Regions from separate parts of the Homo sapiens genome. Here region 2 is linked to region 1. A link is an interaction called in ENCODE POLR2A ChIA-PET data of the cell type or tissue named here. Cell type or tissue: GM12878. All regions are shown on one strand.

The links. Peaks named below come from ENCODE experiments on the same cell type or tissue, not always from the same donor. Only the 100,000 strongest peaks of a DNase experiment are listed, where the experiment ranks them.
Region 2: POLR2A ChIA-PET joins it to region 1 with 5 read pairs; 2 of 35 experiments call an interaction of 5 or more read pairs at or near these places.

What each region holds. Positions count from the first base shown.
Region 1 is chr3:171,407,873-171,415,872 of GRCh38, forward strand. The region is part of intron 1 of TNIK (TRAF2 and NCK interacting kinase); the gene reads right to left. Among named protein-coding and RNA genes, the nearest start is that of TNIK, 49 kb to the right of the region's middle. In GM12878, no CTCF peak of the experiment used is centred here; a DNase peak (open chromatin) is centred at 4,359; H3K27ac peaks cover 822 bases.
Region 2 is chr3:171,143,513-171,151,512 of GRCh38, forward strand. The region is part of intron 12 of TNIK (TRAF2 and NCK interacting kinase); the gene reads right to left. It overlaps LOC105374216 (a long non-coding RNA gene), which reads left to right. Exons shown (of 5, transcript XR_007096163.1): 4 at 1,396-1,461. Among named protein-coding and RNA genes, the nearest start is that of MIR569, 41 kb to the left of the region's middle. In GM12878, no CTCF peak of the experiment used is centred here; no DNase peak of the experiment used is centred here.

The sequences.
Region 1 (8,000 bases):
ACATTCAGGTGCCTCGTGGCTGCTTCCCGTCTTCAATCCCTTCAGCAATCATGGTTCTGAGTCAGCTTTCATAACCCACAATGACACATCTATCTGAGGCACACATTCTGAGATAATAATGTCCATAAATGGCTGAAGATAAAAGAAAAAAATCATAAGACAGTATAATGGGAATCATAAGACAGTATAATGGGACTCATAACAAGATATAATTTCCATAAAAAACCATTTTGGTGGCAGCTTCTTCTAAAAAAGGTGATGAAAGTAAATATAACATCTCTCACATAATGTTTATGTTCTGTACCTTGTATAGATTCTATGTCTTTATTAAATAAATGAAAAGAAAAAAAGTCCACATAGACAAATAAAATACCACATTAGGGCTTTTTTTTCCCCCGCTCAATCTGGAAAATTTTGCAAAAAAGGATCTTTTATTTATGGAAGCCCTGACTTTCAAATCTTATTTAATAAGCTTTTAGGAAATGAAAGATACCGGTGGCTCATTTAGCCATGAAGGGAAGCTGCAACAGGAGCCAGGGCCTAGACTTGCCAAATGAAGGTGGCTGGAGGAAAGGGCTATCCGATTCATTCCGCCATGAAGGACTTTTACTTAGGGTCAGGTGACCAAGATTCTCTATGCAGGTCAGAAGACATCAGAAAGCAGGCCGATCTGGATCCAATTCAGCATCTGGCATCATTGACTGCCTCGGCCATGTCACTTAATCCTCCTGAGCCTCAATTCCCTCAATGGTGAGATAAGCTTGTTTATGGGACTACCCACCTCAGTAGGTTGTTGTGATGATTAAATGAAGTGCCATGCTAAAGGGCCTGATACCTACCAGACATACAACACAAACCACCCTCTTTCACCTCTTCTTATTTTCCCTCTGGCTGAACCCCAGTGGTATGGCAAGCTAAGCGTCTCTAAATATCAGGCGCCTCAACTGCAAACTGACAAAGGATAAAGTATGCGAAAGCTTTAAATCGCTATGCAAATGTTAGGAGATATTGTTATTAGTGCCAATCGGTACACCTCACTCGCAACTGCACATCAGGGAATAAGAGTAAAAAGCATCTCTCAGGGAGTTTCTTTCTACCCCACCTGTATACTGCTAACTATAAAGCATAGTTCAGCCCCCTTCAGGGACACTAATATAAAAGTGTCCCTGAGGGGGGATGAACTATGTTTTATAGTTATTTTCTTTTTCATTTTGTGCATTTAATTAATGCTTTTATTTCTGTGCTCATACTCTTGGGTAAAATTTGAGAAAACCAGAATTGGAAATGCTAAAGACAAATATTAGCAACAAGCAACTTGATATTTGCATATCCTTGCAAAGATCCAAAAGGAGCTGAATATGTGGAAAACAGGTAGTAAGATAAAGAAAAACAAGTGTTAAGAACAAAAGTTCTGTGAGTTTCTCTGGGGTGAAACTTGCCTAACAATCTTCAACACCCAGCAAAGTGTCCGGCACATGGAAGGTATTTGATAAACGATATTTACACCATCTGTAGGAACAACGTGACCTCAGTCTACCACTGACCACTAATAAAAAGATAAGCAGAAAACCAAACCTGAAAAATGAATATTACTCTAGCTGATATGTGTTTCTATTGACTAATTTATTGATTTTTAGAATGGCCATGGGTACACTACAGGGGTATATGGTCTTCAACTCCCAACTATGTAAACTCTGAATTCCAACTTTAAATTGTTCAAAATAAACAGACCAAAACAAGGCCTCTATAACCCCCATTACCTGTATTGTTGAGATGATGAGTTTGGGCAGAAACAAAGCCTGGAATGAAACCTCATTCCCGTCCTCCCCAGACACCACATACATCACATGGGTGTCAGAGAATCCTGTGCATCTAATCATTTTCAATTGTCATTTCATCTAGGATGCCAAATGTTAAATAATCAAGACTAAATTTTCTCTCTGTCTCTCTCCATCTTTAGTGCAAGCAGTATATTATGGGTTACCATACTATTCTTAATTTCTAATCATTTTTAGTGTCTTTTCTGCCAATTTGTAGGCTTTTCCTACCTATCCCAGTGTTTCTTCTGGCCTATGCAACACTTGCTTTGCATGTATATTATGCCAGAGAAAGGGAAATTTATATTCACCACAATTTTGTACAAACAAGCAAGGCAAAGTTAAATAAAAATTAGAATTCAGAAGAGAAGCAGCAATTTATACAGGGTTCTTTGGCCCTCTGCCAATCCTAAAAGAACTTTGATAACATCAAACTACAGAGGTCCCAGCACCTATCTGTAAAAAGAGAAATACACAATTCTCAGTACTCAAAAGCATCTTCTGGTTTGCTATGCTAGAAAACAAACCACCCTAAAACTTAGTGGCTTTAAGTAGTAATTTTATTATCTTTCATGGTTCTAGTAGCTTTTACTTTGCAGCTGAAGCTGGAATGATCTGAAGGCTTTTTCACTCACATGTCTGGCACCTTCCTGAGAAGGCTGGCTGACACCTCTCTCCATACAGCCTTTCTGGATGAGTATCTTCAGCTTCCTCACAGCATGGAGGTCTCAGAGTAATCAGCTCCTTGCATGGCAGCTGGTTTCTCAGGATATGAATGAAGGCTGCAGTCTCTTTAAGACTTTGCCTGGGCTGGGCGCATTGGCTCACGCCTGTAATCCCAGCACTTTGGGAGGCGGAGGCGGGCGGATCACAAGGTCAGGAGATCGAGACCATCCTGGCTAACACGGTGAAACCCCGTCTCTACTAAAAATACAAAAAATTGGCCAGGCGTGGTGGCAGGAGCCTGTAGTCCCAGCTACTCGGGAGGCTGAGGCAGGAGAATGGCATGAACCCGGGAGGTGGAGCTTGCAGTGAGTCGAGATCGCGCCACTGCACTCCAGCCTGGGCGACAGAGCAAGACTCCATCTCAAAAAAAAAAAAAAAAAAAAAAAAAGACTTTGCCTGGAAAATTGGTAGAGACTCATTTCTGCCATATTTTATATGTCAAATCAGTCATCAAACCCACTCAGATGCAAGGGGAAGGAGGTATAGACCCCACTTCTCAACAGGAGAATTGAATTGGAAGCCACCATTAATCCACTACACTCAGATTGCCTTGCATGGTCTGCATCACAAACAGGGCTAATGGCAGAATGAGCCCCAGTGGATCAGATTTGTGCACATGTAGATGTCCACTCCTGTAAAACATCAATAATCTTTTTTTTTTTTTTTTTAGAGACAGGGCCTCACGCTGTGTCACCCAGGCTGGAGTGCAGTGGCATGATATAGCTCATTGCAGCCTCGAATGCCTGAGGTCAAGCAATCCTCCCACCTTAGCCTCTCAAGGAGCTGGGACTACAGGCATATACCATCATGCCTGGCTAATTTTTCATTTTTTAATTTTTTTGTAAAGATAAGGTCTTGCTCTGTTGACCAGGCTGGCTGAGAAATCATAATCTTAATGTTGGGAGATTGAAAGTGGTGCTGGTCAACTGTGCTAGTTAATTATTTAGTGTGTTTTCATTTCACTGCTATCTTCCAAGTTTGGGGAATTTATTAGAAAAAATTAAAAAAGAGTTGCCTTTGATCACTGGCAATCATCAAATATATAAATTTATTGCATGTATTTTATAATGTCATCTGGGTAAAAAAAAAAGCTATTAATATTTTCATGGAGGTGCAACAGGTTTAATTCCAAATTTTGGTCACCGAAAGACTTCATGGCTCACCTTTTTATACTGGTCTTCCAAGCGGAAATGAATAGATAATTATGCAGTCCTGGACATACAGATTTAATTCCTGTTGTGAATATTCATTCAGATGAGCAGGAAAACTTCAGGTTATTTTAAATCAGGATGAGAAATCAATACTACTAGTACCAAAGAATATATCTGCATATAAAACTGCTCATTAAAGTCAGGCAAGGAAGACATAGCTCCCGGAAAGCCCCACTTAGAAATTACACCGAAGCTGATCCCCGCCAGCAACTTGTTAATGAATATCTCTGGTGTTCTAGGCCCTAGAAGAACACACAAAGGATGGGGCGAGAAGTTTTCCATTTTAGACGGTGACCAAGCCCTGTAGGAACTGGTTCTGTCTGAATCCTTTCTTTACCCATTCCTGATGACTGCTTGGTGGCTTTTTTGCCTTGGGTGCCTGCTCTTATAGCAGGTCTTCAAGCCTGCTGAGGGGCTTCTTGAGAAACTTCAAACCATCCTACTTGAGTTGTCCTTGCTCTGCAAAGTCCAAAAACAAGGTATGGCCAGTCTAATAACCCTTTCTCTTGGAGAAGAGGCAGTTCGTCCCTGTTCAAGAGAAGGCAGGAATGACAGGCAGACATCAAGTTCTTTCTTGCTTAACCAACATTAGGCAGACAGGGTCCACCCCAGAGCAGCAGTGTGTGATCACTGTTGACAGGTACACAGAGAGGAAGAGGTGAGCAGCAGCAACGTGGAAACTGGGTTAAGAAAACCCCAGGGAAAAAATAGATAGCTAATTAGAGTTTTCAAATTAATGTGCACAAACTGAAATGAATTTTCAAAGATGTTCCTCCTTTCCTTGTGCCAAAATTTAAGTCTTTTTCTGAGGTCCAGAATGTTACAGCCAACAGAACAACTTGGTGATAGAAAGCAATCATTTTTAAAAATCATAAAAGAGATTAATTGAGCCCTTATAATGTGCCAGGTGAGTACTGCGACTATCAGCATTTTACAGATGAGGAAAATGAGACACAAATAACTTTAATAACCTGCCCAAGAGCACTTAGAAAGCAAGAGCTAACACCCAAGTTTATACTCCTAACCACCACACAAAGTATAGAAGAAGGAGCAGGGCTTTTCTGACTAAACAAGACTGATATCTAAGTCTAACTCTGCCAATTACTGTGCTAGATATGTGACTTTAGTTTCTAAACTTTCTGAGCTTCAGTTTCCTTGCCAGCAAAATAGGGATAATACCATCTAATTCTTATAATTGGTTGCTGTGAACTCTCAGAATGTAGGTTTTCAATCAATGGTAACTATTTTTTTGTTATGCAGACCAGAGGGAACACAGCCAAGCTAGCAAAAATGAAACACAAGAATGGGAAGGAAACCTGGAAGCATCAGGAACATGCACACCTCATTTTCTGCCAAGCAGGCAAACTATACCTTGGCGAGAATTTCCTCTCCAGAGCCTCAACTCCTCTTTTTAAACACGGAATGGGCATAATTCTGGGAGATTTTGCATATGCAGTATTCATAACTCAGGGAAACAATGTGCATTTTCCTTTTATTTTTAACTAGAGATACACAAATACATGATAATATCATATGCGCATACATATTTTTACTTACATTCAATCTTTTGCAACTCTAATGGGTCCTTAAATCTGATTCCAAATTAAGTCCTTCAGACACGGCTCTGATTAAATAACTAGCTGGTTTCAGAGCCATCTGAGGATTTTTTATGCTAATAGGATAAAATCCAGTCTCTTTGGCCTACCTTCCTCTACCTTTCACAGTAATTTCCATTCTAATGCTATCACACACACATATCCCACCCCATGCCTCATCAGGAACTCTTCTATAAAGGACAAGGCCTCTCTGCCTGCTTGTCCCTGAACATAAACATCTTGCTCATTCCCACCTCTGCATCTTTGCACTGGCCGGATCCTCTCAGCATCACCCACTGGCTCATTTCCTCCAGTTCAAGTCCTACCAGTCTGTTAAGACCCTGCTAAAGGACCTCCTCTTCCAGCAGACCTCCCATGACCAATTTGGCCCCCATTAATCCATTTTGTTTTTCTACTGAATTCCTACCTGTGCAGACTTTTCAGTTTCATTTCTACATAATTTACTACTATGTAACTTTCCTTAGAGAAAAATCCTCCCTCCTCAAGGATACTATATGCAACTTGAGAGAGCACATGGTTAAGAGTACAGGTTCGCAGTCAGGCAGATCTGAAGTCAAATCCCAGCCTTGCCATATTCTAGCTGTATGACCTGGAGGAAGCTACTTAACTTCTCCAAATCGTAGTTCCTTCTCTGTCAAATGGGATTATAATTGTAGTTATCTCACATTGTTTGAAGGGGGGATTCATGCCTGGTAATATATAAGTGCTCAATAATGTCAGCTATAATTATTATCACTACCCATTTCTCACACGTTTTTAATCCCCCACAGCACCAGCTATCTATTAATAATCTATCTACCTATCCATCTATCCATCCATCCACCCATTTATGTTAGAGACTCGATGAATCTTTACCAATTGCCTAACTTAGACGTACCAATCCTTCTCAAATTTCCACTTCTCCAAGAAGCACAAAGCTGTTTCTACTTTATTAAGCCAGCATCGAAACTCAAGATTCCCCAGATAGGGTCTCACACAGAGCATGCTGATTTCCAGGAGCTTTAAATGGGAATGAAAAGTGATCATTCCCTTAGTTCAGATATGCTGGTTTGAAGAATAGCTGAGTAATTCATGAGGTTCTTTCAGGTGCATTGATCAGATTCTGCTCTTTAAGAAGCATTGTACCTTGAAGTAACTATTTGTCATTCCCCTTCCAAATGAGAGCTAGATAATAGACTGCATCTGTTTAGCAAAACTATAACAAAGGTCTAAATGATAATAATACCTTAGACCTGCTGGATGCATCATAGTTTATAAAGCACGTTCATACACATCCTTCATCGCATGCTTCCAGCAGCCCCAATCAGATAACCAGGGGGTTTATCTCAGTGTGCTAAGTGGGACTGCTCAGGCTGGAGAAGGTTCAAGAGCTTTCCCACAGGCCAGTTCATTGATTCAGATCTTCCAACTCCTACTTCAGTGTTCATTTTATGGCACCACAGGATTTAAAACTATTCGCATATCTTTACAAAGAGATACCCAGCTGGAAAGTGTGTAACCCACTGCTAATTTGTGTTTTGGTTAAAGTATCTATAGTATCACCTTGGAGATATAATGCAAAGCAAATCTGTCAAATGGTATTTAATGCAGTTCTATACTACCTGAGACTAAGTGGAAGACCTCAGTTGAAACTCTGTTTTTAAACTAGCCATTTTCAGTCTTTCGAGCCTGTTTTCCTAGAAGTAGAGTAGGAGTACACAGCATCAGCCTGCTGGGATTCCTTGATACCAGACTCAGCCTCTACTGTACTTGGACAGTCTTCCTTGGTCCAGTTTTCCACCAGTTTTCTACCAGGCTCCCCCTTCCTTACTGCCCTCCAGTTGCCCAACCCGCTGCCTGGCTCTTTCTCAGACATACAGAGTATGTACCATCTCAGTACCTATTCATGGGTGGTTCTCAGTGCATGGCCTGCTCCCTTTCCTTATTCACATTTCTGCACAAATATCACCTCCTCAGAGAGGTCCTCAAACCATCTAATCTTATTAACAACCCCAGACGCACTCTGCAACCACTTTCCCTACTGTTTCATCATAGCACTTAACCACTACTAGACATTTTACAAATGTTTCATCTATTTATAACTGGTCTTCAGCACTGGAATGTAAGATCTAGGAGGGCAGGGCTTTGTATTGCTCACCACTGTATCATCAGCACTTGAAAAGGTGACTGACAATAGGAAGCTCCCAATAAGTACCTATTGCATAAAGGAATGCAGCCTATAAATTTCCCTGTTTAAAATCTCTACCTCTTCCAATTTGAAAAGATTCTTATACATGAAGCCAAAAGAACAAAAACAAATCTCACAACTAAGATAAATGCACAAAAAAAATTAGTGCATGGATGGGACAAAGAACAAGTGTACAGAACCCCTAGGATTGGAACAGCCATGACTCCAACAACTGTTACAATAGTTACATCACTGGACCTAATGCCAATCAGTTGATTAAAAAAAAATTAGCTGGGCACGATGACTCAAGCCTCTAATCCCAGCACTTTGGGATGTAGAGGCGGGCAGATCACCTGAGGTCAGGAGTTTGAAATCAGCCTGGCCAACATGGTGAAACCCTGTCTCTACTAAAAATACAAAAATTAGCCAGGCGTGGTGGCTCATGCCTGTAATCCCAGCTACT
Region 2 (8,000 bases), 260 kb before region 1:
GTAAGAAACTTGAGGGAAAAGACAACACAGTATCCTCTTAAATTTCTTTGTAGAATTTTTCCTCCTGTCAATACTGACGGTATGGCTACCTTTCCATACCTTATAGTATGGCTATTTGAGTATATCTTACCAACTTTGCAATCTAGATTGAAAGCCGTGTGTGGGCAAGATCTCTGTTCCACTTGTTTTTATCTCCCATTGTTTCCATATCAGGCCAGCCACCAGTGATATTTGTTGTGTTGAATACTGCAAACTGGCTAAGTAATAGAAGAGGGGAGAGCCCTGCAGAGCTTTGTACCAGACCTTTACTCTTTGATGCCCTTCTTAAGTAGCTCTTATTGGCTGGAACATTCTTTTATATTGAACACAGACAGAACTGGAGAATGTTCTTCTAAAAAGAGCCACCTACAGTTGGCACTGGAATGTACCTGTTTGCCATCTTAGAGAAAGGCATGAAAAATAAGGGAATAAGAGTCTAAACTGGAAAAAAAGGGAAAGGGGAGAATCAAATAGCATTCCTAGATCTTATTCAAATTATACATAATGAAGATAGTGGTCCTGCTATCAGAAAAGAATGGCTGAAACCAACTACTCTAAAACTGTTGGCAGATTCTCCACCTATATTGAACTGCCTAGAAGTATATTTTCATCCATGTCTTCTTGTAGGCATTGCTAAAAGTTATATTCCTTAAAATTGGACATTCAGTTGCTTCTTATAAGTTTCTTAATTTTTTTTCCGGTGGGGAGATGATGGATAGAACCTACTGTTAAAGTTTTCCAGGCCCTAACAATTGTTGCCTTACTCTATGGAGTAGATAATCAGGGACTTCATGTCCCTTTTGTCTTCTGTTGATGTTCGCCAAGGATGATTTCTTTTTAGGACAATTCCTTTTTATTTTTATTTTAAGATATTTTAAATTTCTTATTTTAGACATTAGAGAAAGGCATGAAATATTTAAAAGTTCTTATTTTAAATATTTATGATTGACATGTAATAATTGGACATATTTATGGGGTACAATGTGATGTTTACATACATGTATAAATTATGTAATGATCAAGTCAGTGTAATTAGCATATCTACCATCTTAAACACTTACCATTGCTTTGTGACGAGAGTATTCAAAAACCTTTTATAGCTATTTTGAAATATGTAATACATTGTGAATTTCAGCCATCCTCTTATGCAATAGAACACCAGCACTTATTCCTCTCGTCTATAGCTTTGCACCCATTGACCAGTCTCTCACCACTGCCCCCTGCCAATCCTCTGGTAACCACTGTTCTACTCTTTCTTTCTATGAGAGTGACATCTTAGATTCCACCAGTGAGTGAGATCATATGGTATTTGTCTTTCTGTGCCTGGAATCTTTCACTTGATATAATGTCTTCCAGGTTCATCTACGTTGCTGCAAACAACAGAATCTCACTTTTTTATGGATGAATAGTACTTCATTGTATGTAAGTACCACATTTTCTTTATTCACGCATCCACTGATGGACACTTGGGTTCATTCCATATCTGGTCTATTGTGAATAGTGCTGCAATAAACAAAGGAGCACAGCTATCTCTCTCTTTTTTTTTTTTTTTTGAGATGGAGTCTTGCTCTGTCGCCCAGGCTGGAGTACAGTGGTGCAATCTCAGCTCGCTTCAAGCTCCACCTCCCGGGTTCACGCCATTCTCCTGCCTCAGCCTCCCGAGTAGCTGGGACTACAGGCGCCCGCCACCACGCCTGGCTAATTTTTTGGATTTTTAGTAGAGACGGGGTATCACCGTGTTAGCCAGGATGGTCTCGATCTCCTGACCTCATGATCCGCCCGCCTCGGCCTCCCAAAGTGCTGGGATTACAGGTGTGAGCCACCGCACCCGGCCACAGCTATCTCTTGAACACACAGACTTCCCTTCCTCTGGCTATACACCCAGTGGTGGGATTGCTGGATCTGGGGATCTATTGGGGGCAGTTTTGATCCTCCCTATGAATGCTCCCCTCACGCTACCTCTAGGTGGAGGCTGTGTGGCTGCACTTTCAAGCATGTGAATTTGTTAGTTAATTTTAATGAGGGAATAGTAATTTTGTCCCACCTGTTCAGGGGGCCCTCAAAGGTAATGCATTTATCCCAAATTGGCTATGTAGAATTTTTGCTGTTTAAATTCTTTGCAGAGAATATCACCTCAACCCTTAAATTCTGAATTGTCATTAGAGGTCTAGTTTTAAGAGATAATCCTCATGCATATTCCTCACAAGGGCTGTGGAGTCAGTCTTTCCTTTTTTTTTTTTTTTTTGTTTAAATGCTCTTCTTAGATTACTTTAGATAAGCAGAAAAGTACGCACCTACACCAGGGTGTTCTAGCTCTCATAGAAGTGACTTTGATGAACTGCAATGCCATAAAATTGCATTTTATGATGTCTTCAAAATAGCTGAATAAAGCTAACCACTGCATTTATGCCAGGAATATTGCCTCAGACATTATTCATTGCACTACTTACTAGGCAAGTGTATAGTTTTCAGTGTGATCTCAGAAAGCTTGTCTGAGTAACTGGTTTACTCTTATCTGATGGACAACATGAATCTCAACCACTTCACATCTGTCTCTTTTCTCATGTGTCAGGCCTCAGAGCAGATTGGTGACCGCCCTGGGCAACAGCGCTGGATGCCATGTTGTGCAGGCATTCTGTGCACTGACCCCGCTCCTGCCTGCATCTTCTTTCTCCGTTCTACTTTATGTTCCCTTCTACATTGTCTTCTTGTTTATTTTACTTTTAATTGCTGTATTAATCTCTTTAAGCCACCTTAACTCCTCCTTTTGGAATGAGGAAAAGTCATAATAAGCCAAAAAATGAGAAACAAATCTTGGCCCTGGTCCATCTTTTATATACATCATATTTCCCATTATATGGACCCAAGTGATATCCACATCTGAGAATTAATATCCTATAGCTGCAATGCAACGTGTCATTGGGATAGAGGGGTAGGCAAGAGAGGCAACAGGGCTTGGGGAAAGAATAAAATGGTTTGGAAACAGACTAGATTCTGGTCCTGCACTGCCACCAATACGAACACTGAAGACCACGTAGCAGCGCTCTGTAAATATGTGTTTGATGGCCGGGCTCACACCTGTAATCCCAGCACTCTGGGAGGCCAAGGCGAGCGGATCACCTGAGGTCAGGAGTTTGACACCAGCCTGGCCAACATGGTGAAAACCCGTCTCTACTAAAAATACAAAAATTAGCTGGGTGTGATGGTGCGTGCCTCTAATCCCAGCTACTCAGGAGGCTGAGGCAGGAGAATTGCTTGAACCCAGGAGGCGGAGGTTGCAGTGAGCTGAGATCGTGCCACTGTACGAGATTGTGCCTGGGTGACAGAGTGAGACTTCATCTCAAAAAAAAAAAAAAAAAAAAGTGACGAATGAGTGAATGTTGTTTGACCTTGAGTAAGTCACCTTCAGCTAAACTTTCAATGAGGGTATAGATTAAGTAATCTTGCAAATCTGTTCATTCTAAGAGTCTGAGCAAGGTTATGCTACATTGCAAAGCAAAAATCTAACCATTCAGAGTGAAACGAAGCAGAATTCTTATTTGCCCTTGGAGAGCTCCTGTTGCTTTTCATCTTGGGTGACCTCCTGAAAGCGGTGAGAGGAAACCCTACTGTGACTGTGGAAGACCCGAGTTGGCCTCCAGAGGACAGGAAAACGGCTGGTGCAAGATCAAGTCAGGCTCCTTGGGAAGTACCTCAAACCATCCCCTCCACCCAGGGGCTCTCTGTTCAAAGACACTCAGAATGAAAGGACCCAGTGTGGTCTTTTGAATTGACTGCACATCACACATGCCCCCTCACTTTAAATAGGACCATTCTGTATAAGCTTCACGGGAGCTATACTTGTGATGAGAGGTATTCCAGCTTCTGGGCATTCCATTTTCCCATTTAACGTTGCTAAAGTTTTAGTTTTGGAAAGATCATTGCAAACCAATGACTATAGGGTAAGGGCATGATTCCTTGTGACTAAAACTGGAGTTCCAAACCTTTTTTTATGTAAGGACACAAGAGTGATGAGGAAGCAGTCTGGCACCTCTGAATTCACTATATGACAATGAAATAAAAACAAAAATAATAATAACTATATGCATAATGAAGAACACTTACGTAGTGCAGCCTATGATGCCAAGCACTGTACTCATATTAACTCATTTAATTCTCACCAGAACCCTTTGAGGCAGGTAATACTGTCATCACCCCCATTTGACAGTTAAGGAAACTGAGGCACATCCAGGCCAATATCTTGCCCAAGTTCACTCGGTTGGTAAGTGCGAGGCCAGGATTTATATTCCATGCCTGACTCTTGCCATGCTGCCTCATTTGGGTCCACAAGAAGCATCTGTGTGTACAAAGTAAAAGATACTGTCTAATGCTTTTTAAAGTTGCCATTTTCCCCTCTTTCTATCTTTACTTGTTACCTACCTTAACTTGTTACCTACCTTAAAGCTACCATAGCTTTCCCAATGTTCTCAGAAATAGTAATCAGAGAACATTGGGAAAGCTAGACAGGCCAGATATAACTCATTCCTTTCTTTCTACACCTACTTTACACCATGAGAGATAAACTATCCAACCTACCCTTTGAGAGCTTTCCTGAAAAATTAACTGCCTAAGTGAAGCCTTTTCTTTGTGCTCACAGGCCAACTTTTGATTAGCAGACAGCCCCATGGCTAAGCACTGTCAAGCACATGTGTGCAAGCTGGTCTTTGCGGACACTGAAAGAGGCATGACAGTTCTAAACAGACTGAGCTTCACGAAGCGGTGCAGAAGAATTCTCATCCTGCCTCTTCCATGGATGCTAGTCAATGTGATTATTCACAAACTCCTTAGTGTCTCTGAGCCTCAGTTTCTCCTGGGAGAACAGTCACACGGGATTTCCCAGGTGTCATACAGAGGAGCAAGAATGGCCTAATGGACATCCCTAGTACCTACGACTCTGAATGTTAGTGTGAAAGTCAAATGCAGATGAAACCCCCAAATTCCTACTGTCATCATTCTGAAGCCTTAGTATGAGACCCTCAGACTGAGTCCTATGAAGACAAGCCAGTTATAAACCAGTTTATTAATACAGTATTTACAGAGAGGGCCACTCCAGTACTCCCGAGATGATACTAAAGATGCTAACTTATACGTAGAAAGGTTGCAGGAACTGGTAACATTTGTGGGAAAACATTATTAATGTCTTCACACATTTCTAGGGCAGATATGCAGGGAATTTCAGTTTTATTTGGCACAACCTGTATTAATGCAGGGATATCACAAGAACTCGAATCAACGAAAAGATAACTTTTCCAACATTAGGAGTTGTTCAAAAATAGAATGTGCTGCCTCAAGCCCACGGACATACAAGGAAAGATTATATGTTAAACAGGTTAGATAACCCTGTTTGAAGAATATTGCAAAAGGAATTCTTGCTTTGAGAGAAGAATTGGCTGAGATCACTTTTGAGGTTCCTAATATTCCCCAGCCTCTATGATTCTATAAAACCACTTACTAAAGAAAACAAGAATCAAAATAAAAGCAATTCAATTTAAATGTCATGTGAAATAAGATTTCATGTGAAACTATTTTGTTGTCATAGTTCTATGGTTAGGAATAACTAAGAAGACTGTGAACACACAAAACATACAGACTAGATGTAATAAAGGTGGTTCTGTGAAGACCTTAGACAACGGAGGGTAGGTCTGTGTGATGTCCATTGCATGCAGGCACTAAAAAGCCATCCCTACCTTCCATGCAAGGTACTCTAGATACACCAAGGATCAGCAACTGCCTAACTCCAGGTTTTTTTTCAGTATGAAATGCTGTTAAGTATAAAACACTAGCGTACTCTACCTTCCTATGTCTTAAAAGCGTAGGCAGGAGCCTGGGCAAAAGGACTCCAGATTTCAGTAGCATTTTACACTACAAAATAGGGATGTCAGCCCAACTCCCGCACTGTGGCAGGAAATCCCTCCCATCACAGGATCCAGGTGACAAAGCGGACAAAGTCAGAACTCCTTTGGCACAACACGTAAGTTAGAACAAGAAGCCCTTTTGCGATCCACTGGGAGGTGGGGTTCCTTATATCCATGCAGATGACACGGCTCCCTGAAACACAAGTGTGATTTACATGTGCATGCGATTACTGACCATTATCCAAAGCTCATGGGCACGCTTTGTCCTGGACAATGAGCATCTGGTTTGCCAGGATGGTTCCCAGCTGTTTCATAATTTCTGTTCAGTTATTGAAATAACAGAGCAAAAGCCCAGCTAGAAAGTGTTCAATCTTGTGTTGATGCTAATGACATCCAGGAATAAAAAGCTGTGCTGCCTCCAACTAGCCAGCCACTGCTCACAGGACACACTGGGACACCTGTGGTTAATGATTAAGTGAATTAAGGACCACTTCTCAGCAGTGCTGATGTGTTAACACTCCAGGCTCTGAGATGGGGGAATTAATTTTTCTTGCTCACAGTGCTTTCCTCTGGCTTGGGGCCTGGGAGTGTGGTCCAGTGGGTAGAAATGCTGCACTGGTAAAAAACCCACACGATTTTCCTGTCTCCTTCTTGTGCCCACTGTACTTGCCTAGGCTTCATTCAGCTTCAAGGCCTCACCCTGGAAAGAGATGACCCAGGGCAGCAATAACAAAGCAGGTAATGAGAAGCAAGATTCTTCCCTTCACATGTAACACTCTCCTTGAACTTATTCAGGTGTTTACTCAGTGCCAGGTACTGTTCTAAGTGGTTTGTATGTATTACATCCCATTTTATAAATGGTCAAACTGAGACATAGAGAAGTCATGTCTTGCTCAAAATTACAAAGGAAGTAAGTGGCAGATCTGAGATTCAAACCCAGGCAGTGTCTTACTGAACTGCCACGTTCTCACCCTTTTGGTGAAAGGGTCACTCGGAAGGTACTATTTCCCTGATGCAAGAAGCTTGTTATTCACTCAGCACAAGATCTCTGTTCCTTATGAACTTTATTTAGATATTGTTAGGAAATGAAATTTCATGCAGCCACTTGGTGGCAATGATGGGATCATAATTTACAGTGTTGGAAATGACAGCAAGAAATACTGATAAGATAATCCATCAGAAGGCAGTTTCTCCAGGGGAAGGTTCTCTAGGTTTCACTGGGAAAAGGAGACTTCCCAAGGTGGCAGTTGACCCTACTAAACAAGAAATCCGCAAAAGGACAAAGAATGGGCCGCCTCCTTGTCCTGACAAGGCCAGGACTGCAGGCTAACTCACCAGCAGATAAACAGCCCAGTAAGACATAACGAAAATGTGCTCTGGAAAAATGCTTTCAAAAGGGGATGAAAAAGTCAAGGTTTTACACTAAACAGGGAAGGTACATTAAGGAATTAAGGAAGACAGGGAATGGGGAAATGCTAGCTATAGACAGCACCATTAAAATGAAAAACAAAATTAACAGTACTATACTTTGAAATCATCAGTTCCAAAATAACAATAAAATATTCACCCAAGAATACCAATCCAGGTTTTGTGTTAGGCATTGTGCCAAGTCCTCTGTATTTATGGTTTCATTTACTTCTCAGCAATCATGAAAAGTAAATATTATTTTACCAAATGTGCATGTAAGGAAGCTGAGGTTCAGAGAGGTTAAGTAATTTGCCAAAGACCACACAGCTAAGATTAAACCTTGGCCTTGGCCTGTAAAGATAGTGTATTTTACCTCTACACGAACCTAAAGCTGGCCATCTAAGAACTATTAGACATTTATTGCTCTTAATGATATAACTGAATTCCTCCCAGTATTATAACAAATATTCTTCCCGAAGCATAGAAAGAAGCTTACCTATTTACATTTATTTTAATAAATCCAAAAAGGTTTTACTGTAGCACATAAAGGAGTTCAAACTTTGGAAATTTGTTTCCTTGACTTTGGTCAAAGGCACCTACACCAATAACAAGAACAACTCATATTTATTGAGGGCTCACTATGTGTTAGTGATGTCGGCA